Linked DNA regions of Homo sapiens: all the other regions are linked to region 3. A link is an interaction called in ENCODE POLR2A ChIA-PET data of the cell type or tissue named here. Cell type or tissue: MCF 10A. All regions are shown on one strand. Region 1 holds the start of NSMCE4A (NSE4A component of SMC5/6 complex). Region 2 overlaps TACC2 (transforming acidic coiled-coil containing protein 2). Region 3 overlaps TACC2 (transforming acidic coiled-coil containing protein 2). Region 4 overlaps TACC2 (transforming acidic coiled-coil containing protein 2). Region 5 overlaps TACC2 (transforming acidic coiled-coil containing protein 2). Region 6 overlaps TACC2 (transforming acidic coiled-coil containing protein 2).

Region 1 (4,000 bases), 140 kb after region 3:
GTAATCCCAGTACTTAGGGAGGCCGAGGTGGGCGGATCACTTGAGGTCAGGAGATGGGGTTGCAGTGAGCCAAGATAGTGCCACTGTACTCCAGCCTCGGCAGAGCAAGGTCTTAAAAAAAAAAAAAAAATCAAATGTGAACATAGACTGTCATTAAAATCAACCCAACAATCCCATAGACTGTTTACTATTTTTTTAATAAACTTAGAAATTATCATTTCTAGTCTTAAGGTTGAAACTTACCTTTGTTTTATCTGAGTTCCTTCCTCAGGAAAGGACCTCCAGAGCCTCTCAAAAAGTATCAAAAAACTGAAACTCGCCATATCACCGCATTCCAGACAATGAGATGCCAAGCCCCTCATGCATCCCCATAGCTTCCTTCCCCCTCCCGAGTTCCTCTTTTCCCATACATTGTTACATTGCTTCCCTGCAACTGTATAAACCCTTAATTTTAGTTGGTCAGGGCAATGGATTTGAGACTGAGCTTCCAACTCCCTGAGTGCAGCACCCTACTAAAGCCTTCTTCCTTGGTAATAATGGTTTTCTCAGTGATTTCTGTGAGGGGGCAGCGGGTCCTAGAACAAAACCCTGGTGCTCTGGTGACATTCTGTTGTAGATATTTAGAAGGATGTTTACCTGTTAATTTGTTCTGCTATCCTCACAAAAAATGGTATTGCCAGCTGCACATAAATATTTGATTCATCCACCCACCCCTGTTCCCCACCCCCCCGACCCCAGCCATGATGGCACAGGGAAACTGAGGTCGCAGGTGAGCAGCAGACCGCGTCTGGACTCCACATCCCGCGCTCATCCTGCTCCACAGCAGGAAGCTCGTTCAACACACATGGACTGCGTGCCCATGTGGGTGCCAGGCTGCGGCTGTGTCCTGGGCAGGCAAAGGGACCTAGGGAAGATGCAGGTCCAGGAGGGTGGGAAAGTAGGGGCAGAAAACCAAGATTCTCACAGCCCTGCAGTGTGGAGTAAGAGCTCATTACACCTCTTGTCAAGGGAACAAAGGATCCCCGCCAGGCCCCTCTTGTGCACCCAGCGGTCCCCCCAGGCGCCTTGGAGACCCGGCCGGGCCCGTCGCCGGCCTCCAGCCACAGGCGTCGCTGTGCGCTCGCGCGGGCCCGGGAGCCGCGTTCCGCCGGGAGCAGGCGCTGGCGCAGAGCAGGGGTTTCAGTTTCTGGCGCGAACTTCCGCCGTTCCGAAGTTGCACGGTGAATTGGCGCTATGTCTGGGGACAGCAGCGGCCGCGGGCCAGAGGGCCGGGGCCGGGGCCGCGACCCGCATCGGGATCGCACCCGCTCCCGCTCCCGCTCGCGGTCCCCTTTGTCGCCCAGGTCCCGCCGCGGCTCTGCGCGGGAGCGCAGAGAGGCCCCAGAGCGCCCGAGCCTGGAGGACACAGAGCCGTCGGATTCCGGGGACGAGATGATGGACCCGGCCAGCTTGGAGGCGGAGGCCGACCAAGGCCTGTGCCGCCAGATCCGCCATCAGTACCGGGCGCTCATCAACTCCGTCCAACGTAAGGCGGCGCCTCCGGGCGGCGCGGGCCCGGACGGGCCGCTGTCCCCGCCCTGCGCCGGGCGCGGGGGGAGGGCACCGGAGGCAGGTGCCGGGCGGAGGCCCGGCGCGGCGTTAGTAGAGACGCGCCGGGTGCCAGCCCCTCGCCGCACCTTAAATTGTTGACAAAGTGCTCCCACTTTGTGGCTGGAGCCGTACGACCTTGGCGCGGGTCCCCGAGTGGCGGGCTGGAAAAGCTGGAGGCCAGAGCCGTTCGCGGACTCGCCCGAGCCCAGCCAGCCAGTGGGGAGAGGCAGGACGCGGACTCCGCGTGCTTTGATTGCGCCCGGCAGTCCTCGGCGTGGGCTCCCGGCCTCGCAGCGGCAGCTGCAGCTGCAGCGGCACGCGAGAGCTGTCAAATGCACGTTCTCGGACCCCACCCGGACCCGCGGAATTCGAATCTCTGGGTGGGTCCGCGCAACTGTGGAGTGGCCCTCCAGGTGATGGTGTGTATTGCTTGCAAAGTTTGAGAACCACTCAGTTATGGAGCACTCAGAGGCTGCAGCCGGAGTCCAGCCCTTTGGGTTAAGGTTAGAGGGAGCTAGGGTTTCCTTTTAAAATTCATGCTGCATAAAGGGTAGGGTGGCCTTTCTCCTTTTCCGGGTCATTTTGGTTAAAAAGATAAAGATGTTCGAAGTAATTACTCAGAGCGCAGGGGCCGGGGCTTGGCTTTACTGTTGCAGGTGATAACCTTGTCAACTGCTTATTAGTGAATGCTGAACAAATTTCCCAAAGTTTGTATTTTTAAAAATAGAAAACCGTGAGGACATACTGAATGCCGGTGACAAATTAACAGAGGTCCTTGAAGAGGCTAACACTCTGTTTAATGAAGGTAATTTGTTATTTTATATGTTATTTCGTGTTTTATGATACTTTTAATTAGTGTTACATAAGCGCCAAATTATTGACATAAAACAATTCCCACATTTGTAATAGTGCTTTCCCAGTTCGGGAACCGTTTCATTATAGCAATAATGCCATTTTTATTATGCACTTACCATATAATAAGGGCTTTACATGAAAATTTGGGGGTAGGTTCCGCAGTCTGTGTTAAGCCCCCAGTTGATTCTGTTGCCTCTTCAAGTTTGAGAACGTTACATGTGTTATCTTGTTTCTTTTTCTTGTGTTTACTGCCGTATCCCTAGTATACATTGGTTGAGTGGATGAATTACAGAACTGAGCTAGCCTCTGAAATCCTGTTTCTTTTCCTGTCCCATTCTGTTTTGCCTTCCTCAGCTCCCTGCTATTGGTCCACGTGTAACACAATGGAGGTGGCAAAGCCTGCAAGTGTACCTGCTGGTCTCCAGTCTGGGGTGTGTTGTGTGTGAGTGAGTGAGTGAGAGAGATCCCAGAGCACTGAACTCTAGGCCATGGGTGCTTTAAAAAATAACCTTAGTTTGAATTGAAAGCAGAGGCAGTGGTATTGGTAGCAGCTGTCTGTCTGCTTGGTGACAGAGGGGTACTCCCTGATGTGGGTACTTGGTCATAGAGCCACAGGACTACTACCCAGACCACTGTCCCCTCCAGCCCTCTCTGACGGGTCTGTGGGAACATAGGGGAGAATGCAGCCAAATATATCCTTTTTTTTTTTTTTTTTGAGGTTTGAGATGGAGTCTCTGTTGCCCAGGCTGGAGTGCAGTAGCACAATCTCGGCTCACTGCAACCTCCACCTCCCAGGTTCAAGCAATTCTCCTACCTCAGCGTCCCGAGTAGCTGGGATTACAGGTGTGCTCCATCACACCCAGCTAATTTTTGTATTTTTAGTAGAGACGGGTTTCGCCATGTTGGCCAGGCTGGTCTCGAACTCCTGACCTCAGGTAATCCACCTGCCTCCGCCTCCCACAGTGCTGGGATTACAGGCATGAGCCACCGCCCCCGGCTGGTTCCTCATATTCTTAAAGGACTAGAACGTATATTTTTAGTCATTGCTGAGGATGACTAGTTCTTTAAATGTCTCCTTTTATCACTTTATATATGCTCTCCAATTTCTTTGACCACAGCCTCCTTACCATTCCCCATCTTAGTCTACCGCATTTGCTAACTCTCATCAAAACCTTCAGGAACCGGGTGTTTCTCCTTCACCTGGTTAAATCCCTCTACTACCCTCTTAAGTTTTGTCTTCCCTTCGCAGCCTGGACTCCCAGTCTCCTTACTGTTAGTCTTGCTTGACTTGACTCAATTACTCCCTTGATATTTACTGTGCATCTAGTCAGTTCTTTATCCCCACATCATTCCCCCCTCAGCTATTTCCAGTATTTAAAGCAATATTTTAGAGCAAAATTATTCACTCATTGGAGCCCTAGGAGTTGCTCAGCAAACAACAGATGCTGGCATTCATGGATTTGATGGTCTCAGTTTGTAAAATAAATAAATAAATGAAAGGGGAAGGGAGTGGGGCAGGCAGGCACAGGATACTCATGGGAGATAAAGAAGGGAT
Region 2 (4,000 bases), 93 kb after region 3:
CTCCAACAACATATGGTTTTTATTTTTTTACTCTAAACACTTGTTTCATCAAATCAGTTTCACTTCTGCACACACTTTTTATCAAGGCAGAATGGCTTTCTTGCTAAGGAAAATGGGAGATTGGGACCAGACGAGATCATGTAAGGCAGCATACTGCCAGGTCAACTAGAATCATTTCATGAGCTCACTTAGTGACATGGTTTATTAATGATCTTTCTTCCCCCCCGCCTTTTTTTTTTCGAGATGGAGTCTCACTCTGTCGCCCAGGCTAGAGTGCAGTGGCACGATCTCGACTCACTGCAACTTCCACCTCCTGGGTTCAAGCAATTCTCTGCCTCAGCCTCCTGAGTAGCTGGGATTACAGACGCCCGCCACCACACCTGGCTAATTTTTGTATTTTTAGTAGAGACGGGGTTTCACCATCTTGGCCAGGCTGGTCTTGAACTCCTGACCTCGTAATCCACCCACCTTGGCCTCCCAAAGTGCTGGGATTACAGGCATGAGCCACCGCGCCCGGCCTATTAATGATCATCTTAATTAGGGTGCTTCCCACACAGTTCACAGAGAAGCCCAGTACACTTATTGACCTCATCCAACTGAATTCCATAAGACGCTGTAACATATTCAGGCCTAGAGGTGTTACCTTCACTTTTTCTAGTTAGAAAAACTAAATTACAGAAAATCCTTAAGAATCATAGACTTTTAGAGCTGGAGCCGTAGAGATGACCAGTCTAACCCAGTGGGGGAACTCAGGCTGGAAAAGGTAAGGAGCTTGCCAAAGACTCAGTTTGGGGAGGCCAAAAGTTGGAAATAAACCTCAAACTCCAGCCTTCTAATTGAAGATTTCTTCATGGAAATATGGTTTTCATCATAGCGTTTCCTCGGAGAGCTTAAAATTCACCCATTGACTTGCTTATTCATTTAAGCAACACTGATTGCGTAGCCACCCTGCACTATGCGTACTGAACCATCACTGGAAAATAAAATGGAAGTGGTTCAAACAGGCCCAATTAAAATGCCTCCAAACTAAGAAAACTGAGTGACGTCACCACAGCATTCAATTCTTTCACTCCTAACCCTTCAATCAAAAGGATATGATACCTTAATCCTTTCTTGCCTTTTGCTGTAGACACACACACACACACACACACACACAATCACATGCTCAGAGAACGTAAAAATCTGCATGCATTTAAAATTAATCACTTCCATTTATTTTTTATGTTCATTTGGAAGATGATCCCTCATTAGAAAATATTGAGTGTTAGAAGAATCACTGCCTTATCAGTTATTAACTTCCTTGTATCTTCCAGGTTGAATCATAAGGTTGAATGTAATATTAATTTGTGACAATCATTAACCAAATTAAATACAATAATCTTATTAAAAATCAAGGCATCTGAACTAGCTTTTTAAACAAACAGACTAAAGAGACCGGCAAAACTCCTGGTGAGGTGTAAATTGTAAAACCGCCGAGGGAAGCCTGGCTGCGTCTGGAATCCTCTTCTAGGGAACTCTGCAACCACCACCCTCTCCGGCTTTCCCAAGACAGAACCGAAGGTGCACACATCTCTGCCTCCTACTTACATTCGGGGGTGGTCTGGACTTGGAAGCTGCGGGCGCATGGAAATTCTGCCCTTCAGCAACTGGACTTTCTCCTCCTCCGTTCAGAATTGCGCGAGTTCTAAGCAGAGGCCCTGACACACCTCAAGCAGCGCGTCTCCGCCCTCGCACTGGTGCAAGCCAGCTGCACTTCATACCTGGGCAGGAGCCGTGCAGGGCCGTCGCAATTAGACAAGCGTTCCTGCCCACAGGGAATCAGCGTTTCCCAGCCCGTCAGTTTCAGGGCCTTTCACACAGGGATTTTCCCCGTTATTACATCAGCAGGGCTCCTTTCAGAAAAGGCTTATCCAAACTAAAGCGGCCCCTGCCATCTGATTGGCCGCACCTAGCAGCTCAGAACTGTCCTTTGCAAGGAGCCTTGCGCCAGGAACCTCTCACTTCTCTCTTGCCCTTTATGCAGTCGGGCCGGGAACAAACCTTTCTTTCTAAAAATAAGCCAACTGCTCCCAGGGCTTCCTGTTTGCACCTGGGCAAATTCCGCCGTAAATAATGTGGAAACGCACATACAAAAAGAAAAAACAAAAACTTGCAAAAATGTGATGACGCGGCAGTCTGGCACCTGTTTATGGAGTGTGCAGAATGTACTTACCCAGGCGTGGCTTGAGTTTCGGCAAGTGAGGTCATAAAAAGTAGCAGGCTTGCCCAGATCGCTGATAGGCAGACTTGCCGGCCCACCCTGGATGGAGGAGGCCCTGTGGACCTCCGGTGGGGCAGAGTACCGACCCAAAGACCCTCCGGCCCCGCAGCCTCCGGCTGTCCGCAGTTCCTCCAGTTATTACCACTCAGCCATCCTTTGCATGCATGCAACCAGTTTCTATTTTTGTGTAGGGCAGAGCCTTTCAGGCAAATGGAAGCGCCTTACCCCTGCCACAAGGTAGGACCACTCCATGGAAACAAATGAGCATTTATTTCATCAAAGGCTTCCCGGAGACCAGGCATCTTACCAAGCTCAGAGGACCCTTAGGAGCTCCTTGGAGGTGGTGGAGGAAGCTAGATGAGGAGGGGGAGCTCAGTGCCCCGCTTCTGGTTGGAACAGAGCAGAAGTGTGTATGTTTCAACAGACGAATGGATAAACAAAATGCCGTCTCTCCATACAATGGAATATTCTTCAGACATGAAAAGGAATGAAGTACTGACATGCTACAACGAGGAGGAACTCCAAAAGCCTCACCCGAAGTGAAAGAAGCCAGGCACAAAAGGTCATAGATTTTACGATCCCATTGATAGGAAATAGCCAGAGTTAAGCAAATTCATAGAGCCAGAAACCAGACTGGTTGTTGTCAGGGGCTGGGGGAAGGGGAAATATCGGCTTAATGGGCACAGGATTTTTTTTTAGGGTGATGAAAATGTTTTGGAACTAAATAGAAGTGGTGGTTTCACAGCATTGTGATATACTAAATGCCACTGAATTGCTCACTTTCAAATGTTTAATTTTATATAAGGTGAATTTCACCCGAAGTTTTACAAGTGTAAATGTTTCATATATGGGGTTTCTGCATAAGACATTGTTTGAAAAAAGAATTTGCAGCCCTAAAAAAGAATGAGTTCATGTCTTTTGCAGGGACATGGATGAAGCTGGAAGCCATCATCCTCAGCAAACTAACACAGGAACAGAAAACCAAACACCGCATGTTCTCACTCATAAGTGGCAGTTGAACATTGAGAACACATGGACACAGAGAGGGGAACAACATACACCAGGGCCTGTTGGGGGATGGGGGTGAGAAGCGGGAAGTTGGAGGATGGGTCAATAGATGCAGCAAACCACCATGGCACACATATACCTATGTAACAAACCTGCACGTTCTGCACATGTATCCTGTTTTTTTTTTTAGAAGAAATAAATAAATAAAACGAATGAGGTCTACTTTTACATTAAAAAAAAAAAAAGAATTCCACTACCAGGTTAAAAAAAATGTTTGGAGGGATGAGAGACAAGACTGTTTGCCTCTTCCCCCTCAAAAAAACCACAGAAGAATTTTTCTTTTTCTTTTTCTTTTCTTTGTCTTTTTTTTTTTTTTTTTTTTGAGACAGTTTCACTCTGTCACTCAGGCTGGATGAAGTGCAGTGGCGCGATCTCGGCTCACTGAAACCTCTGCCTCTAGGGTTCAAGCGATTCTCCTGCCTCAGCCTCCCTAGTAGCTGGGACTACAGGCACCCACCACCACGCCAGACTAACTTTTGTATTTTAAGCAGAGACCGGGTTTTGCCATGTTGGCCAGGTTGGTCTCCAACTCCTAGGCTCAAGCGATCCGCCTGCCTCAGCCTCCCAAAGTGCTGGGATTACAGGCATAAGCCACTATGCCTGGCCACAGAAGAATTTTTCTAAGAAGGAGAATCTTATTAGGCAAAATGTCTTGAATGAGCCAATTGGGAA
Region 3 (4,000 bases):
AGAGACAAGGGGCTAATCCTGTCTAGGTTCCACAGAGGCGGCAGCATTTGACCTGAAGATTTCCATAAGGCAGTTCCATAACACCGGTATATGAATAACTATAATACAAGCAGGTCATATTCCATGATCACACTTCTGAGGCTTGGGATGTAACTTTTGATGAGAGACTAGTGACTCTGGGTAGCTGAGTTGCTGTGGCATTTGCACAAGGAGGGTGGCTGCTGGCCTATTTGCTGCTCCGATTTCCTTCCCGGAGAATTAGTCCCAGGCAGAGCCTGTGAGAAAGAGCCCCGTGGGAATCCACTCACCCGCCTGGCTCAACTGGTCCCATTCTCAGGAGGCCCTCCCGCCTGGCCTGAGAAGGGAAAGCCAGCTGCTCCGGGAGGGAACTCACTGTGCAATTTTCAACAAAACCCTTCCTCTAAGTTCCATCAACTGTCAACCCTAAAAACACTGCTTAAGATTCAACTGTTAATCTGCACGTGCATCTCACAGACCAAACACTGCCTCACGTCACAGTCCCGGAAAAAAAGTCATTTCCAGATATCATGGAAACGGCTTTTAAAATGTGGCCTCAATAAGGAATCAGAGAAGTAAGAATGGGGAGAGTTCTCTCCGGTAACAGAGCCGCACCTTCCTCTGGCATAGCACAGGAAACTGCCCTAGGATCCTCAATGTCCCACGTCCTGTGACACGAGGGCCCCCCATCCTCTCCAGCCGCCCCTCCTTAGGCCCCGCTTCCATTTCCCCTCCACAATGTCTATTTCAGCTGTATTTCAACCCGCTATCACATTCTCCTGTCCCAGCATTTGACAGAGCCTGAAGATAGCAACAACAGTAACAGTGATGATGATGAAGCCATTTTAAGAAAAGACCAGGATTGAAGAGGACACCTGGCCACAGCGTGGTGTATTCGGCGCTCGGAGCCTGGGCAGCAAATCCCAGCGCCCCGACACTGGATTTCGAGGACACCCCGAGGCAGAGGCGCACTCTGCGGCGGGAGCCAAGGACGCGGAGGGGACGCTCGGGCGGGTCACGTGTTGCGCCGGATCCCCGAAGTGCGCTCGGCCCTGCTGACGTAACTATTCGAGAATTTAAAAGTCCCAAACTCGGAGGAAATCCAGCGCAGAGTTTTATGGCTAGTCCACGCGCCGTCGTGGCCCGCCGGGGATGCCCCCACGCGACCCAGTAGGACCACACGAGCTGGGAAAGAGCCCGGTGGGAAGGCGCGGAGGCCCCCAAGGGCGGGACCCCAACCCTGGCAGGGAGCCTGGTCACGGGCGCCAACCACAACCACGCGCGGGGACCCCAACCGCGAGCGGGAATCCCAGCCACTGGCGCGCGCCCCGAACCACGGGCTTTGACCCCCGCGCTCCCACTCAAGGGAACCAGGCTCCTGGGCAGACACTCTGGGGCCCGCGGTTTCCCCGCAGCCACACTCCTCTGCCAGCAGGGGACCGAATGTGCAGTTAGCCACTTTTCCACCCTCGGCCAGTCCCTGCCGGGGAAAGCCGAAATGAGCTTTGGCCACTTCCAGTACGCCTTTGTCTGGGGGCCAAGGTCCTTCGGGCGCCCATCTTCTGACCCCGGCCGCCCGCCCGTGGCCCCGGCACTTACCCGCCCGGGGAGATAGGGGATGGCCCGCACGGAGCCGCCTTCGTTCGGAGTCGCAACTGCCAAAGAGCCCGGGGGCGCTGGGTTTTCCGAGCCCGGTGGCGGCGCGGCGCGTGGGGTCACCACGGTCCGGTGCGGCCCTGGGACGCAAAGTTTCCCGGGACAACGGCGCAGGGCCGGCGTGGCTCCCCGAAAGGCTCGGGAAAAGTTGCAGCACAAAAGGCCAATGACTGGGCGAGCGGCGGCTGCCGGGCCAGGCTCCTCCCCCAGCTCTGGGCTCTCCGACCCGGGGCAGCGCTCGGCCAGCTGCTCGCGCAGGGCGCCCGCCGCGCTCTCCTCCCCGGCCAGGAATGCGCGGGGCCGGGCGCGCCCAGACGCACCGAGGGGCCCGCGGCCGCAGAGCGGCAGGCGAGAGACGCACGGACCGATGGACGCACAGCCCGGCCGCTGCTCCTGGAGGCGCTGCAGACTTCCAGGAGTCTCTGAGTCATGACAACTTGTTACTGTTCTTAGTTTGTCCACGGCCTTCCCACTACGCATGGCAACGCCGGGAAGGCTGTGGCGTGAGAACGGACTGGGAAGGTCAAGTACCGGCCAGGCGGCCCGCGCTTCCTCTGCGGGGCCGTTGCCCGCCTGAGGCTACCCAGGAGCCTCAGAAAGAAGCTGGGGGTGAAATGGTGCCTCGCTTGTTCCTGGAGCCAAATTCCGGCCCTTTTTTCTTCACCTGTGTGGTATTAATGGCGCTTAACCACAGAAACAGCGCGGGCTGTGCTGGACAGTTTGCAAAACTTGACGTGCGTTCTATTTGGCTGTTGCACACTCTGAAGTCGGCAGAGGCTAAATCCAAACCAATTCCAGCTGCCATATTTCTAGGAGTTATGTATCTATTGGCATGTGAGGTCTGTTTTCCTTTAAGGGCCTAACTAACTCCTTCACTGACATGGACCTCACACCCAGAAGTGGTGCTTACCTGCCAACACCATGGCATATCACCTTTTCTCTAGAAATTTCTGCAGCTAGGCCCCAATCATGAAGAGCCCGTGACTATATATAGACAGCAGGCTTCCCATTTTTAGTGTCACAGAAAGCACTGCTATAGATTATATACTCAGGGACCAAAGGGCATGAGACTCAGAAATTACTCAGCACTTCCTTTCCTCCTCTTAAAGAAACAGATCTTACGAGCCCCTAATGAGGATTCTCTGTAGAATAAAGAAATAGACTGTTACTGCCTTCTGCGAAAATATTGTTTTTTAAATAACGCAGTGCTTCTAAGAGTCACATTTTTTATGGAAACTTAAATAGATTCCTTGTTCACATGCTTATCACAGGTTTCCTCGTATCGTATTAATGTGTCCATTTTACAAGTATGATAACTGAGACCCAAATAGGCTAGTTTAAATGTATACCATCTGCTGTCGGTGAAGAGAGAATGGAAATGCCCAGTCTTCAAGGTTCTTGTGCCCTATAATCCCAGCACTTTGGGAGGCCGAGGTGGACAGATCACGAGGTCAGGAGATTGAGACCATCCTGGCCAACATGGTGAAACCCCGTCTCTACTAAAAATACAAAAAAAAAAATAGCTGGGCATGATGGTGTGTGCCTGTAATCCCAGCTACTCGGGAGGCTGAGGCAGGAGAATAGCTTAAACCAGGGAGTCGGAGGTTGCAGTGAGCCGAGGTTGCACCACCGCACTCCAGCCTGGCGACAGAGCGAGACTCCGTCTCAAACAAAAACAAAAGGTTCTTGTGCCCTGTGGGTCATATCCATTTGTGGTAAAAACATACACCACTCACCACCATGTAAGCTCCAGCACCTCAACTGGGCAACGAGCTAAGATGAACTTGAGGTGCCATCCCGTTCATGTGAAACAGCCCCTCCCAGTTGACAGATGCACATCCTTCAAGACAGAGGAAGGTGCCACTCTGTTTCGAAATCTACTGGTAGGTCTGTATGGTTGGCAAAAGGAAGGCCCCGGCAAGATGGCCACATCTTCATCCCTGGAGTTGTGAATATGTTAAGTTACATGACAAGGGGAATGAAGGTTGTAGATGGAATTAAAGTTGCTAATCACCTGACTTTAAAGTAGGGAGGCTATCCTGGAGTATCCAGGTGGACCCAATGTCATCATGAAGGTCCTTTAATTGGAAGGAGGAGGAAGAAGAGAGTCAGAGAAAGAGATGTGGCTATGGAAGCACAGTGAGCGAGAGATTAGAAGATGCTGACTTTGAAGATGAAGGAAGGGACCACGAGCCAGGGAATGTGAGTGGCTTCTAGAAGCTGGAAAAAGCACGAATGTGGATTTTTCCTCGAGGGCTTCCAGAAAGGAACACAACACTACCGAAACCTTGATTTTACCTCAGTGAGACCCATGTTAGACATTTCA
Region 4 (4,000 bases), 120 kb after region 3:
CCATCAATGTCTCTGCTTAGATGATTCAGCCTCTTGAAATGTCCACTTAACATCTTTCCCTCAAGCCAATCCCTCTCTTGCCTTGCTCATCAGATTTAGAGGACCTCGTTCTCTCAGTCATGTGGCCTGGGACCACTGTGGTCATTCTACACCTCATGGTGACTGCCTGCTTAGCATCACTTAATAAGTGTTTGCTGAATGAAATGAAGAAATGAATCTTGTATTTTTCCCTCTGTTTCATTCCTCTTCTCTCTCACTGATAGAGTTTGGAGGTTTGTCTCCTCTAAATCTCATTTTGAAATGTGATCCCCAGCATTGGAAGTGGGGCCTGGTGGGAGGTCATGGGGGCGGATCCCTCAGGAATGGTTTGGTGCCTTCCTTGTAGTAAGCAGTGGCTTCTCACTCTATTAGTTCACATGACAGCTGGTTGTTTAAAAGGGGCTGGAGGCTAGGTGAGGCAGTTCTCTTCTGTAATCCCAGCACTGTGGGAGGTCGAGGCAGGATGATCGCTTGAGCTCAGCCTGAGCAACACAGCCTGAGCAACACAGCAAGACCCGGTCTCTCTACAAAAAATAAGAAAATTAGCCAGGTGTGGTGGTGCGTGCCTGTGGTCCCAGCTACTCGGGGGGCTGAGGTGGGAGGAGTGCTTGAGCCCAGGAAGTCAAGGCTACACTGGACCACTGCACTCCAGCTTGGGCAACAGAGCAAGATCCTATCTCAAATAAAAAATATAAATGAAAAGGGCCCGGCAGCCAGGTGCAGTGGCTCATGCCTGTAATCCCAACACTTTGGGAGTCCAAGGCGGGCAGATCACGAGGTCAGGAGTTTGAGACCAGCCTGGCCAGCAGGGTGAAACCCCATCTTTACTAAAAATACAAAACTTAGCTGGGCATGGTGGCACGCACCTGTAGTCTCAGCTACTCAGGAGACTGAGGCAGGAGAATCGCTTGAACCCAGGGGGCGGAAGTTGCAGTGAGCCAAGATTGCGCCACTGCACTCCAGCCTGGCGACAGAACGAGACTCTGTCTCAAAACAAAAAAAAAGAAAAGATCCTGGCATCTCTCTTGCTCTGTCTCTTGCCATGTGACATGCCTGTTCCCTCTTGGCCTTCCACCATGAGTGAAAGCTTCCTGAGACGGCAGCAGACGCCAAGTGGGTGCTAGTGCCAAGCCTGTACAGCCTTCAGAACCATGAGCCAACTATCTCTTTTCTTTATAAACTACTCAGTCTCAGGTGTTCCTTTACAGCAATGCAAAACAGACTAATACACTCACCATGCCACTAGAACTGGGAGGAGTTTTGCCCCCTGTATACACACATACGCAGATATTACACAATAGATTATAAGTGGTGTCAGTGGGATAAAGGCTTTTGGTCGGGGCGTTTCTGTTTTATGGAACAGGGTATGAAACAGTACATACACACACACTTCTGTGTTTAACTGAACTGTAGGATTCTCTCATGAGGCTTAGAATTCTGCCTAACTTTGGCTTTAACCTGATGATTCAGTTATAACTGACACCAAGTCAAACTCAGAAACACAGCGTTTGCCAAGATCACACGGCGGCTCAAGTTGGCAGGCACAACATCAGAAACAGGCCTGGAAAGGCACTTGTGAGAGTCTAGAGAAATACCTGTGCAAACATGTCAAGGTCAACACAATACGAGCTTTCAAATGACTTTCTCCCACAAAGTCCTACAAACCCTCAGGGCCTTAGGGGTTCTCTCTGAAGTCATCATTCTGCAGAATCACAAACATTTGAAACTAAAATTTGTGATGGGCAGAATCACAACAGAGGCCAGAAGAAATTCCAGTAATCATCCAGCGCAACTCCTTATTTCACAAATGAAGAGATCGAGGTCTAGATTAATGGGGCCATAGTCTATCAAAAGTAACCAGTGACGTATTAGAAAAAGTACAGTTCATTTGGCTTAAAAAACAAGGAGTGGAGAGGCACAGATATGCCTTTAATTTCACTTTATAAGGAAAGCAAACAAGCAATGCTTTTATCCCTCTAATCTCAGTAGTCAAACCGGTTTAAAGCCACAGGTTGCTCAAAGGAAGAAGCCCTCAGTCTGAGACTCACTCACCCAGGATCCCCCCAGCGTGGAGAGGAGGAGGAGAGAAGCGGGAGAAGGCCCTCTCTTCCAGAGGCTCCTTTTCAGCACTGCCCTCCACCCGCAGTCTGTCTTCCCCAGGATCACATGGAATTGTTCTATAAATGTGCATTGGCTTAAGGTTGGGAACGCCGGCCTGGGAGGCAGTGGCGTGTAAGCAATCTGACCCAGGCCAGGCAGCGGCTTTCCAGAAGGCTCTGCAGCCCAGAGGGAGAGGGTAATAAGGAGCAGGGAGCCTGCAGGTGCCGCCAGCCTCCAGCTCTCTGTGCTTCTCACTACACATTTATTTGGGATCCGAAGCCAGTGTCAACTACCTTGGGCTGCAATTTGATTTACTTGACTTATATTTTGGCTGGGACAAGCCACTTTTCAAAACAAAGCAACCATAAAAGAAGAAAAAAACAAGGCATAAAATTAGCAGTGCTTCTAGTAAATAGGGACAGGTCATCACCAGCCTCAGCTGACAGTATCAAGCAGTCCTTTTCAAACATGTCAATATGCCTCCTTTAGAAAGGGAGAATGAGCAGTTAGTTAGGCGAGTTCTAAACAGCATGTCACCTACAGTTTCATCAGTAGCCAGGGAATTAAAGATGCAATCATACAATGGGAAACGAAGCGGCTGGAGAAAGGGTGAGGAGCTCTTTATATACCGTCACTGAAAACTCTCCAAGATACATCAAGTGAAAAATATTAAGATACAGAACAGTGTGTATGATATACTATTGTTTATGTAAAGAAAAAAGAAAGGGGCTGGGTGTGGTGGCTTACGTCTATATAATCTCAGCACTTGGGGAGGCCAAAGAGGGCAAATCACTTGAGCTCAGGAGTTTGAGAACAGCCTGGGCAACACAGAGGGACCTTGTAGAGTCTACTAAAAGTACAACAAAAAAATTAGGCAGGCATGGTGGCGCACGCCTGTAGTCCCACATACTTGGGATACTGAGGTGGGAGTATCGCTTGAGCCAGGGCGGTTGAGGTTGCGGTGAGCTGTGATGGTGCCACTGCACTGTAGCCTGGGTGACAAATTGAGAACCTGTCTCCAAAACAAACAAACAAAAAACAAAAAACAAACAAACAAAAGCCCCGAAAGGAGGATATACATTTATGTGTAAATACTACATTATAAAGGCAATGATCTAAACCTAACCATACAATGTGCTACATTATAATATATAAATAATTCTTTCTGGAAACTCACATAAGAAACTAGTGACAGTGGGTGGACTCGGGAGCAGGGAAAGAGGAAGACTTCCCTCTCATATTTCTTTTCTAGTCTAGGGATTTTATCTCATGTGAATGTATAATTTTTCAGAGAAAATTTAAAAGGTAATCTAATTTTCATCGGAAATATTTAATTTTCAAAATTATTCTAGTATTCAGAGTGCAAATTCAAGTGACTACAACTCCTTTTTTTCACACATTTAAAAGTTAGTTGAGTTGTCTTCCTTAAGAAGACTGAGTTTTATAATAACTAAAATGCTGTAATACCAAAGGACCTCCCAGAGAGTTTTGTTTTGTTTGTTTGTTGTTGAGGCAGGGGTCTTGCAACATTGCCCAGTCTGTTCTTGAACTCTTGGCTCAAGGGATCCTTCCGCCTTGGCCTCCCAAAGTGCTGGGATTACAGGTGTGAGCTACCATGCCTAGCTTCCCAGAGAGTTTTGAATGAGGGTTCTGAAGGCTGGATGCTAAGTCTCGATTCAGCTATTTTTTCTTTCTTTTTTTTTTTTTTTAGAGACAGTCTCACTCTGTTGCCCAGGCTGGAGTGCAGTGGCACGATCTTGGCTCACTGCAACCTCTGCCTCCCAGGTTCTAGCAATTCTCCTGCCTCAGCCTCTGGAGTAGCTGGGACTACAGGTGCCCACTGCCACGCCTGGCTAATTTT
Region 5 (4,000 bases), 61 kb after region 3:
ACTGCAGGCCCTTCTGTGTTTTTTGCCTCTGGATTTTTCCAAGTAGAAAACAGAAAGAGTTGCAGGTCAATGCGTCTTCCCACCTTTTGTAAAAACTTACATCCTTTGAAGAGAAAATGCTGGTTGTCCAATGAGGCCAAGGGACAGATGCCTCAAGGCCAATGCGCCTGAGAGTGGAGAGAAAGGGCCCTGAACAGTGGGGAACCTCTGAGAGTCCCTCTCTACTTCCAGACCGTGTCCTCTGGTTCAGAGGGGAATGAGCAGGGAGGGTGCTCGAGGAAGCGGTCATGGGCTCCCAAAGCCTCGCCAAAGATTTCCTCCTGCCTACGGTTGTGGAGAAGCAGCACAGTCCCTCAGCCTGAGGGGCAGTGTGGTCACTGGCATCACAGGGAAGGTGCTGGGGTTGGGGAGGGAATGGATGATGGTCTCAATGCACCAGGCTCTGGAGAGAGAAGTCCCAAGGATGGCTGCCCTGGGTGATAATGGTTTGGCTGTGTCCCCACCCAAATCTCATCTTGAATTCCCACGTGTTGCGGGAGGGACCTGGGGGGGTGACTGAATCATGGGGGCTGGTCTTTCCCAAGCTGTTCTCATGATAGGGAGTGGGTCTCACGAGATCTGATGGTTTTAAAAACGGGAGTTTCCCTGCACAAGCTCTCTTCTCTTTACCTGCTGCTATCCACATAAGATGTGACTTGCTCCTCCTTGCCTTCCACCGTGATTGTGAGGCTTCCCCAGCCACGTGGAACTGTAAGTTCTTCATTAAGCCTCTTTTCTTTGTAAATTGCCCAGTCTTGGGTATATCTTTATCAGCAGTGTGAAAACGGACTAATACACTTGGCATACCCACCAGCCTGGCAGGTAAGGACTCAGGATCAGAACCGAATAGGTTTTAAAAAAAATGCAATGATCTATTGCACACACAGAGCATTTGGCATAGTGTCTGGAACCCATATGCAAAATGAATGATAAATGCTCTTTATCCTTGTTGGTGACGCCAAGGACAGGTGACTCACTGAAACCGCACACAGGAGCCCTGCTCCGTCAGGAGCGATGGACTCACTGTCAGCCCTTGCAGAGTAGGAGGGCCTGTTCCTTCTCGATAGATGGTTTCTGAGTTAGTACAGGGCCCTGCACTATAGACACACACACATTTATAGAGGAGAATCATGTTTTTAATTGTGAACAGGAAGCTGCTTTTTTGAGTGTGTTCTTGGAAGGCACCTGTTTGTTTTTTTTTTTTTTTTGAGGCGTAGTCTCACTCTGTCGCCCAGGCTGGAGCGCAGTGGTACGATCTCGGCTCACTGCAACCTCCACCTCCTGAGTTCAAGCGATTCTCCTGCCTCAGCCTCCTGGGTAGCTGGGACTACAGGCACACGCCACCACGCCTGGCTAATTTTTGTATTTTTAGTAGAGACGGGGCTTCACCATGTTGGCCAGGGTGGTCTGGATCTCCTGACCTCGTGATCCACCCACCTCGGCCTCCCAAAGTGCTGGGATTACGGGCACCTCTTTTATGCTCAATTTGCATGCCAACGAGAGGCAATTCTTCAAGGGAAAAATAATAATTGACTAAAGCTGGGGAACAAGCAACAAAAGACATTTGAGCTGCTGCTACTCTTCAGTCCAGCTGTGACACAGGCCTCGAGCAATTCCCAGGCCTCAGGAGATCCCAGGACCTCACCAAGAGGGAAAGAGAAGAGCTGGACCCTGGGCCTCAGCAGCCACAGTGGCTTCCCTTGTGTGGGATTCCAGAAAAGACAAATGCATTCACTAGTTTCATAGTCATCCAGAGCCAAGTCAGAGGTCTCATTAGAACCAAAGACTAAAACCTTTGTCCTGTGACCCTGATGAAAAATTCATGGAAATGGAACAGACACGGGGGTCTGGGGAAGTAGAGGAAGCACCATCTTTAGCAGAGAATAGAGATCAAAGGTGCTGTTTGAGGGATCATTCTGATTCCCTCAGCAAAAAACACTCTGCCCCATCTGATTGCCATTTCCCTAAAGAAATCCAAAGCTCCTGCCAAGATGCCCCAAGTACTTCCTCTGGAAAGCCACATAGCCCAAGCCACCCACTTCCATGCCCCAGGCATGAAAATTCCTGCCACCAGGGGTTGCTCTGACTTACCCAAAGCAAAAAAAAAAAAAAAAAAAAAAAAAAAGTCACTTTGAGTCTCAAGGTTTTGCAAAGCTATGAAGTAGCATGTGAGTCAAAGTTGCATTGTCTATGACAGGGGCCTATCATTCCATTTTGCATTTTTGTTCCACAGAGTTCCTGCTCATTTGCTTCCCTTAAGGCCTGTCATGATACACTCCTGAGAGCTGGGCTCCAATTTTGCAGGGTTTTTCTGACCAAATCCATGGCCTGTTTGCGAGTTGAACCCACGAGCAGTTATTAAGTGCCCCCAGCGTGCCTGGCCTGTGTCCATGCTGGACACCAGGTGCTCGAGTCTGCTGGACTACTGCTTGTATCCCCTAAAACTATGAGTGTGGGGCCAACATGGGGAGAGGCCCAGGAGAGAGCCCCGGCAGGGAGCCCTAGGGCCTGGCTGTGGCTCATAACAAGAGCCAGTGACCAGCCAGGCATGGTGGCTCACACCTATAATCCAGCACTTTGGGAAGCTGAGGCGGGTGGATCACCTGAGGTCAGGAGTTAGAGACCAGCCTGGCCAATATGGTGAAATCCCGTCTCTACTAAAAATACAAAAAATGGCTGGGCATGGTGGCGGGCTCCTGTAATCCCAGCTATTCGGAAAGCTGAAGCAGGAGAATCGCTTGAACCCACGAGGTAGAGGTTGCAATGAGCCGAGACCGTGCCACTGCACTCCAGCCTGGATGAGACTCCATCTCAAAAAAAAGGAAGTGACTGATGGGCCACCCCCGCACTGGCCACATCCCACTGCCACAGTTGGTTTCTGGGATTCATCCACCAGCCTCCCTGGGACAAAGGGCTTGGGTGGCTTTGGTAATTGTGTTCTCAGTCCTCTGTTTCATGGTCCAGTGCCCGCAATGGCCACCACACTGAGTTACAGACTCCACTTAGCCACGGATTAGACACTGATAAACCCCTGGGAACCCTTGATGTTTTCCATTTTAAGTTCTGACAATGAAGATACTCTGGAGTGTGGCTGGAATGGAAGTCTATAATTACTAATTTCATCTTTGGGCAGGCAATCAGGATGAATTTTTCAATCATGCAGGCCTAGCCAGTCACAGAGAGGTCTGTGAACCACTGCTTGGAACATCTCACCACTGAGGACGATACCATGTGTCTAAGGGTCCAGTTTCCAAAGCAAATGGGGCAAAGCTAATGCTGGAGCAGGCAATGAGCGGGGCAGTCCTTGGGCTGCATCAGTCCTCCAGAGCTGGCCTCCTACCTGGACGCGTCTCTGTGGTCAGGGCTTCCGGGCGTGTCCTGCTGCTTCCTTTTTATATTCTGACTGTTCCCGGGTGGCTGCGCGGACCTTGGAGTCTGAGCTGATAAAGTCCTCTGAGCCAGGAGAAAAAGAAATTGGAAAGGAAATCAGATAGGAGTCTCTGAAAACACAAAAACATTTATCAACAGGGCACCCACCACAGCATTCAAGGTAAGGTTGTTCACTTGCTCTGCCGTCCAACGAAACACCTACTATGTGCGGCACTGAGCTAGGCCTTGAGGATATATGGCAGCGAAGCAAAGGTGGCTGCTGCTCTCATCCAGTGGGGAAGAAACAAAGTCAAACAAGCAGTTCCAACTGAATGCTTTAGTAGAAAAACCAAAACTGGGGACACCTACCACACTTTGGGGTCACTTGCTCCCTAGGAGAAGTGGAGCATTTAAACTAAGACTTGAAAGTGTCCAATTTGTTTGTGGCACTCCTGAGATGAAAACACATTTTCCTCCCGCCACCACCGATGGCTTCACATACCAGAATTCAGCTGGAAACCTAGGGAAAAAAACTAACCGGAAGAAGAAAACCATGAACGCTTAGAAATCTGGACCCAACCACTTGGGATCC
Region 6 (4,000 bases), 50 kb after region 3:
GAGAGAACAATCTGGTATGATGAAAATGACCTAGATCTATACAGGACTATAAGCATTCATCAAGCTCTCAAATTCAGACAACTCACAGTATGTATCTGATACCAATAAAAAAGGAATTAGAACAAAACTATAGAGACACTAAAAAGAGAGTGATTCCCAAGAATGTGGGAGGATGGAGGGAGGGGAATGGGTGGAGCCTAAGGGGTTTTTAAGGCAGTGAAACTAATATCATAATGACGGATACATGACCTTATGCATTTGTCAAATTCATCAGAATGTACAACACAAACTGAACTTTAATGTAAACGATAGTAAGTCCTCAATGTTGTCCAGTGGTTCTTGGAAACTGCAACTTTGAGCAAATAGTTATAGAGTAGGCTCTCCAATAATGTGGTTTTGTTCAATGTAGTTTCAGTAAAATGATGACAAAAAGACTGGTCTCATTATACATCATTTCACTTAAAATTGCAGTTTCTAAGAACATATTAATGACACTGAGGGAGAACTTACTGTATAGACTTTAGTTAATAATAATGTATCAATATTGGCCCATTAGTTGAAACAAATATACCACATTAATGTGAGGTGTTAATAATAGGGGAAACTGTATGGAGGAGGGAAGTGTGCATGGGAACTCTTTTGTAATAGCTACACGATTTTTCGGTAACCTAAAACTGTTCTGAAAATAGCCTATTAATTATTTTTAAAGTGCATATACATATATAAAAATTATATACACACACACACACTTTTTGTTGTTGTTTGAGACAGAGTCTCGCTCTGTCACCCAAGCTGGAGTGCAGTGGCATGATCTTGGCTCACTCCAACCTCTGCCTCCTGGGTTCAAGCGATTCTTCTGCCTCAGCCTCCCAAGTAGCTGGGACCACAGGCATACACCACCGCGCCCGGCTAATTTTTGTATTTTTAGTAGAGACGGGGTTTCACCATGTTGGCCAGGCTGGTCTCAAACTCCTGACCTCAAGTGATCCACCTGCCTCGGCCTCCCAAAGTGCTGGGGTTACAAGAGTGAGCCACCACGCCTGACCACACACACACATTTCTTTAAGGGTGTGTGTGTGTGTGTGTGTGTGTGTATTATATAATATATATGTATAATATATAATTTGAATATGTTTTTATAATATATATGCACACTTAATATACCACCTAACAAAATATAGCTATCTCACAATCAATAAAGAAAAGAACTAGAAAAAAGAAGAGTGTGAGGAAAACACTAATATTTTGAAAGCCATTGTCTGCATATGGTAGGAGCATTGGTGATTTTTTCCTCTCCACTCTGCACTCTTCGCTATGTTCCAAGTTGCTACAATAAATGGGTATTATCTCCTAATGGAAAAATACTCCTCTTCCCCTGTTGTTTAAAGCCTCAAATGCTCTGTTGAAACCAGAGGAGCAGAAAACAGACACACACCTAATTCAGCACATGATCTTCCTTTTCAGCCAGCGTCAAAAGTCAGGAGCTCACTCCTCCTCTCCCTCCCACTCTCCTTTCTGTGTTTACTTCCTGCCAAAGATAAATAATGAGTCAGAAGCAGGACAAGGAGGGGCGGAGGCTGCTCTGCGCTCTGCCCGACACACCCTGGCTGGGCAGGAGCCTGGGAATTGATCTTAGAGTCCTCCCAAGTTTGGAAGGAACAGAGCAGGCCGCCTGGGAAATACAGGGCTCTGTCTGTAAGAGCTGGCCCGGGCCGATGTGCAAAACACAGCTTAGATCTTTCTGATTTTTCTTTTTTCTGCTAAGAACTGACCCTGTTTATAGGAAAACTAAATGTTAAGGATTGACCAAGGTTCACTTTCTAATATGGAGACCAGAACACAAACACTTCAGACACCTGTGAGAGTCAGTTACGAGTCTGGGTTTCAGGTGGATCAAACCAGCCTCGGTTCTAGTCCCCGCCCTGCCACATTCTGTCTGTGTGACCTAGAACAAGTTCCTTAACCTCTCTGAGCCCTGATTTCCTCATAAGGCCCCCTTGGGTCATCTACAGCCATCCACACAGAGCTGCCGGGTGAGGTGATGTGTGTAGCCCTAGGCCCAATGCCCAGCCTGCAGCAGACCGATTCCACAAATGACAGTGAAACGGAGGAGTAAGAAACATCCTGGCCTTCCATTTAAAGCCCATTTAGTTCATTTTTTCAAACCATCTTTCTAAACCCTTCCCCATAGTTGCTGCTATCCACACCAAAGATGTTTTTGTTCTAACTAGGAGTTTGTCTTCTGAAAAAGCCAAGAGGTTGAGCTTAATATTATGCTACACCTCCTATCTCCCAGATGTAAAGAAGCTCTGGGCCTGGCACAGTAGCTCATGCTTGTAATCCCAGCACTTTGGGAGGCCGAGGCAGGTGGATCACCTAAGGTCGGGAGTTCGAGACCAGCCTGACCAATATGGAGAAACCCTGTCTCTACTAAAAAAAAAAAAAAAATTCAAAATTAGCCGGACGTGGTGGCGCATGCCTGTAATCCCAGCTACTCCGGAGGCCGAGGCAGAATCACTTGAACCCGGGAGGTGGAGGTTGTGGTTAGCCAAGATGGCGTCATTGTACTCCAGACTGGGCAACAAGAGTGAAACTCCAGGCGTGGTGGCTCACGCCTGTAATCCCAGCACTTTGGGAGGCCGAGGCGGGCAGATCACAAGGTCAGGAGATTGAGACCATCCTGGCTAACACAGTAAAACCCCGTCTCTACTAAAAAATACAAAAAATTAGCCAGGCGTGGTGGCGGGCACCTGTAGTCCCAGCTACTCAGGAGGCTGAGGCAGAGAATGGAGTGAACCCAGGGAGGCGGAGCTTGCAGTGAGCGGAGATGGTGCCACTGCACTCCAGCCTGGGTGACAGAGCGAGACTCCGTCTCAAAAAAAAAAAAAAAAAAAAAAAAAGCCGCTCTGACATGTCCTAAAGTTTATGTGTCTAGTCCTTCTAAAATTCTGTTTCCTGTGGATCTACGATAGGGACAGCTGTTCTCTGCCTGGGACTGTCTTTTCCCCATAACCCTCTACTTCTACTCAGTTTTGAAGACCTAGCCCCAAGAAACCTCCCCTGGAGACCTCTCCTGGTTCTCCCCAGCAGAGCCAGCCCCTCTCTCCCCGCCCCTGTGCTCCCAGAGACCCCACCTAGGGCATTTAGCTTGTTCTAGAATTATTCATTTGCATGCGTTTCTCTAGACTGGACTGGACATCTTGCTCATCTTCGTGCCTCTGGTCCAGCCCAGAGCTTGACCTGTAGTGTGTAGTGGGCCCGTGTTGATTAAATGGACTAAGACACCGACCCCCTAAAAAGGCTGGGGTGCTAAGGAGCTGGGCATGGAGCAGGAAATGAGCTGTCCCTGAAGCAGAAAGGAGAACTCTGCTTTTCTCTCAAAGATGCCAGGCCTTCCTGGGATTCCCCCAGCACAAGCCCGGGTCTGTGATAGTCGGCACTTTGTCCTGACAGCTTCACCTGGCACCCGTAGGATTTCCTCCTGGAGCCCAGGTCTGTGGCCGTGGAACTCGGCAGACACACCTGACCTTAGTGCTTTTCACATCTCAGCATATGGTCCCACCTGCCCAGTCACTCAAGCCAAAGCTTCAGGAATCTTCCTCGATTCTTTTCTCCCTCCTTTTTTTTTTTTTTTTTTTTTGAGACGGAGTGCAGTGGCGCCATCTCGGCTCACTGCAAGCTCCGCCTCCCGGGTTCACGCCATTCTGCTGCCTCAGCCTCCCAAGCAGCTGGGACTACAGGCACCTGCCACCACGCCCGGCTAATTTTTTTTGCATTTTTAGTAGAGATGGGGTTTCACCGTGTTAGCCAGGATGGTCTCGATTTCCTGACCTCGTGATCTGCCCGCCTCGGCCTCCCAGAGTGCTGGGATTACAGGTGTGAGCCACCGTGCCTGGCCCCCCCCCCTTTTTTTTTTTTTTTTTTTGAGATGGAGTCTCTGTTGCCCAGGCTGGAGTGCAGTGACATGATCTTCGCTCACTGCAACCTCCACCTGCAGGGT

Evidence for each region. ChIA-PET counts read pairs that join two places held together with the same protein. Peaks named below come from ENCODE experiments on the same cell type or tissue, not always from the same donor. Only the 100,000 strongest peaks of a DNase experiment are listed, where the experiment ranks them.
Region 1: POLR2A ChIA-PET joins it to region 3 with 21 read pairs; 8 of 35 experiments call an interaction of 5 or more read pairs at or near these places.
Region 2: POLR2A ChIA-PET joins it to region 3 with 15 read pairs; 5 of 35 experiments call an interaction of 5 or more read pairs at or near these places.
Region 4: POLR2A ChIA-PET joins it to region 3 with 11 read pairs; 4 of 35 experiments call an interaction of 5 or more read pairs at or near these places.
Region 5: POLR2A ChIA-PET joins it to region 3 with 24 read pairs; 15 of 35 experiments call an interaction of 5 or more read pairs at or near these places.
Region 6: POLR2A ChIA-PET joins it to region 3 with 53 read pairs; 14 of 35 experiments call an interaction of 5 or more read pairs at or near these places.

Annotation. Positions count from the first base shown.
Region 1 is chr10:121,972,399-121,976,398 of GRCh38, reverse strand. It overlaps NSMCE4A (NSE4A component of SMC5/6 complex), which reads left to right and starts at 1,182. Exons shown (of 11, transcript NM_017615.3): 1 at 1,182-1,525; 2 at 2,318-2,395. The coding sequence starts at 1,234. LOC124902517 (a long non-coding RNA gene) reads right to left here and starts at 1,532. Exons shown (of 2, transcript XR_007062322.1): 1 at 244-1,532; 2 at 1-111. RefSeq lists an enhancer at 748-1,543 and a silencer at 981-1,780. In MCF 10A, a CTCF peak has its summit at 1,130; DNase peaks (open chromatin) are centred at 1,138 and 1,578.
Region 2 is chr10:122,017,469-122,021,468 of GRCh38, reverse strand. The region is part of intron 1 of TACC2 (transforming acidic coiled-coil containing protein 2); the gene reads right to left. Among named protein-coding and RNA genes, the nearest start is that of TACC2, 30 kb to the right of the region's middle. RefSeq lists enhancers at 1,193-2,022, 1,596-2,795. In MCF 10A, no CTCF peak of the experiment used is centred here; a DNase peak (open chromatin) is centred at 1,838.
Region 3 is chr10:122,110,851-122,114,850 of GRCh38, reverse strand. All of the region lies in intron 5 of TACC2 (transforming acidic coiled-coil containing protein 2), which reads right to left. Among named protein-coding and RNA genes, the nearest start is that of TACC2, 120 kb to the right of the region's middle. In MCF 10A, CTCF peaks have their summits at 1,453 and 2,040; DNase peaks (open chromatin) are centred at 1,040, 1,480 and 2,080.
Region 4 is chr10:121,992,802-121,996,801 of GRCh38, reverse strand. All of the region lies in intron 1 of TACC2 (transforming acidic coiled-coil containing protein 2), which reads right to left. Among named protein-coding and RNA genes, the nearest start is that of TACC2, 5.6 kb to the right of the region's middle. In MCF 10A, no CTCF peak of the experiment used is centred here; a DNase peak (open chromatin) is centred at 1,591.
Region 5 is chr10:122,049,930-122,053,929 of GRCh38, reverse strand. It overlaps TACC2 (transforming acidic coiled-coil containing protein 2), which reads right to left. Exons shown (of 23, transcript NM_206862.4): 3 at 3,380-3,492. Among named protein-coding and RNA genes, the nearest start is that of TACC2, 63 kb to the right of the region's middle. In MCF 10A, a CTCF peak has its summit at 2,079 (motif pointing right); DNase peaks (open chromatin) are centred at 1,019 and 2,089.
Region 6 is chr10:122,060,926-122,064,925 of GRCh38, reverse strand. All of the region lies in intron 3 of TACC2 (transforming acidic coiled-coil containing protein 2), which reads right to left. Among named protein-coding and RNA genes, the nearest start is that of TACC2, 74 kb to the right of the region's middle. RefSeq lists enhancers at 1,378-1,672, 1,398-1,692. In MCF 10A, no CTCF peak of the experiment used is centred here; a DNase peak (open chromatin) is centred at 1,545.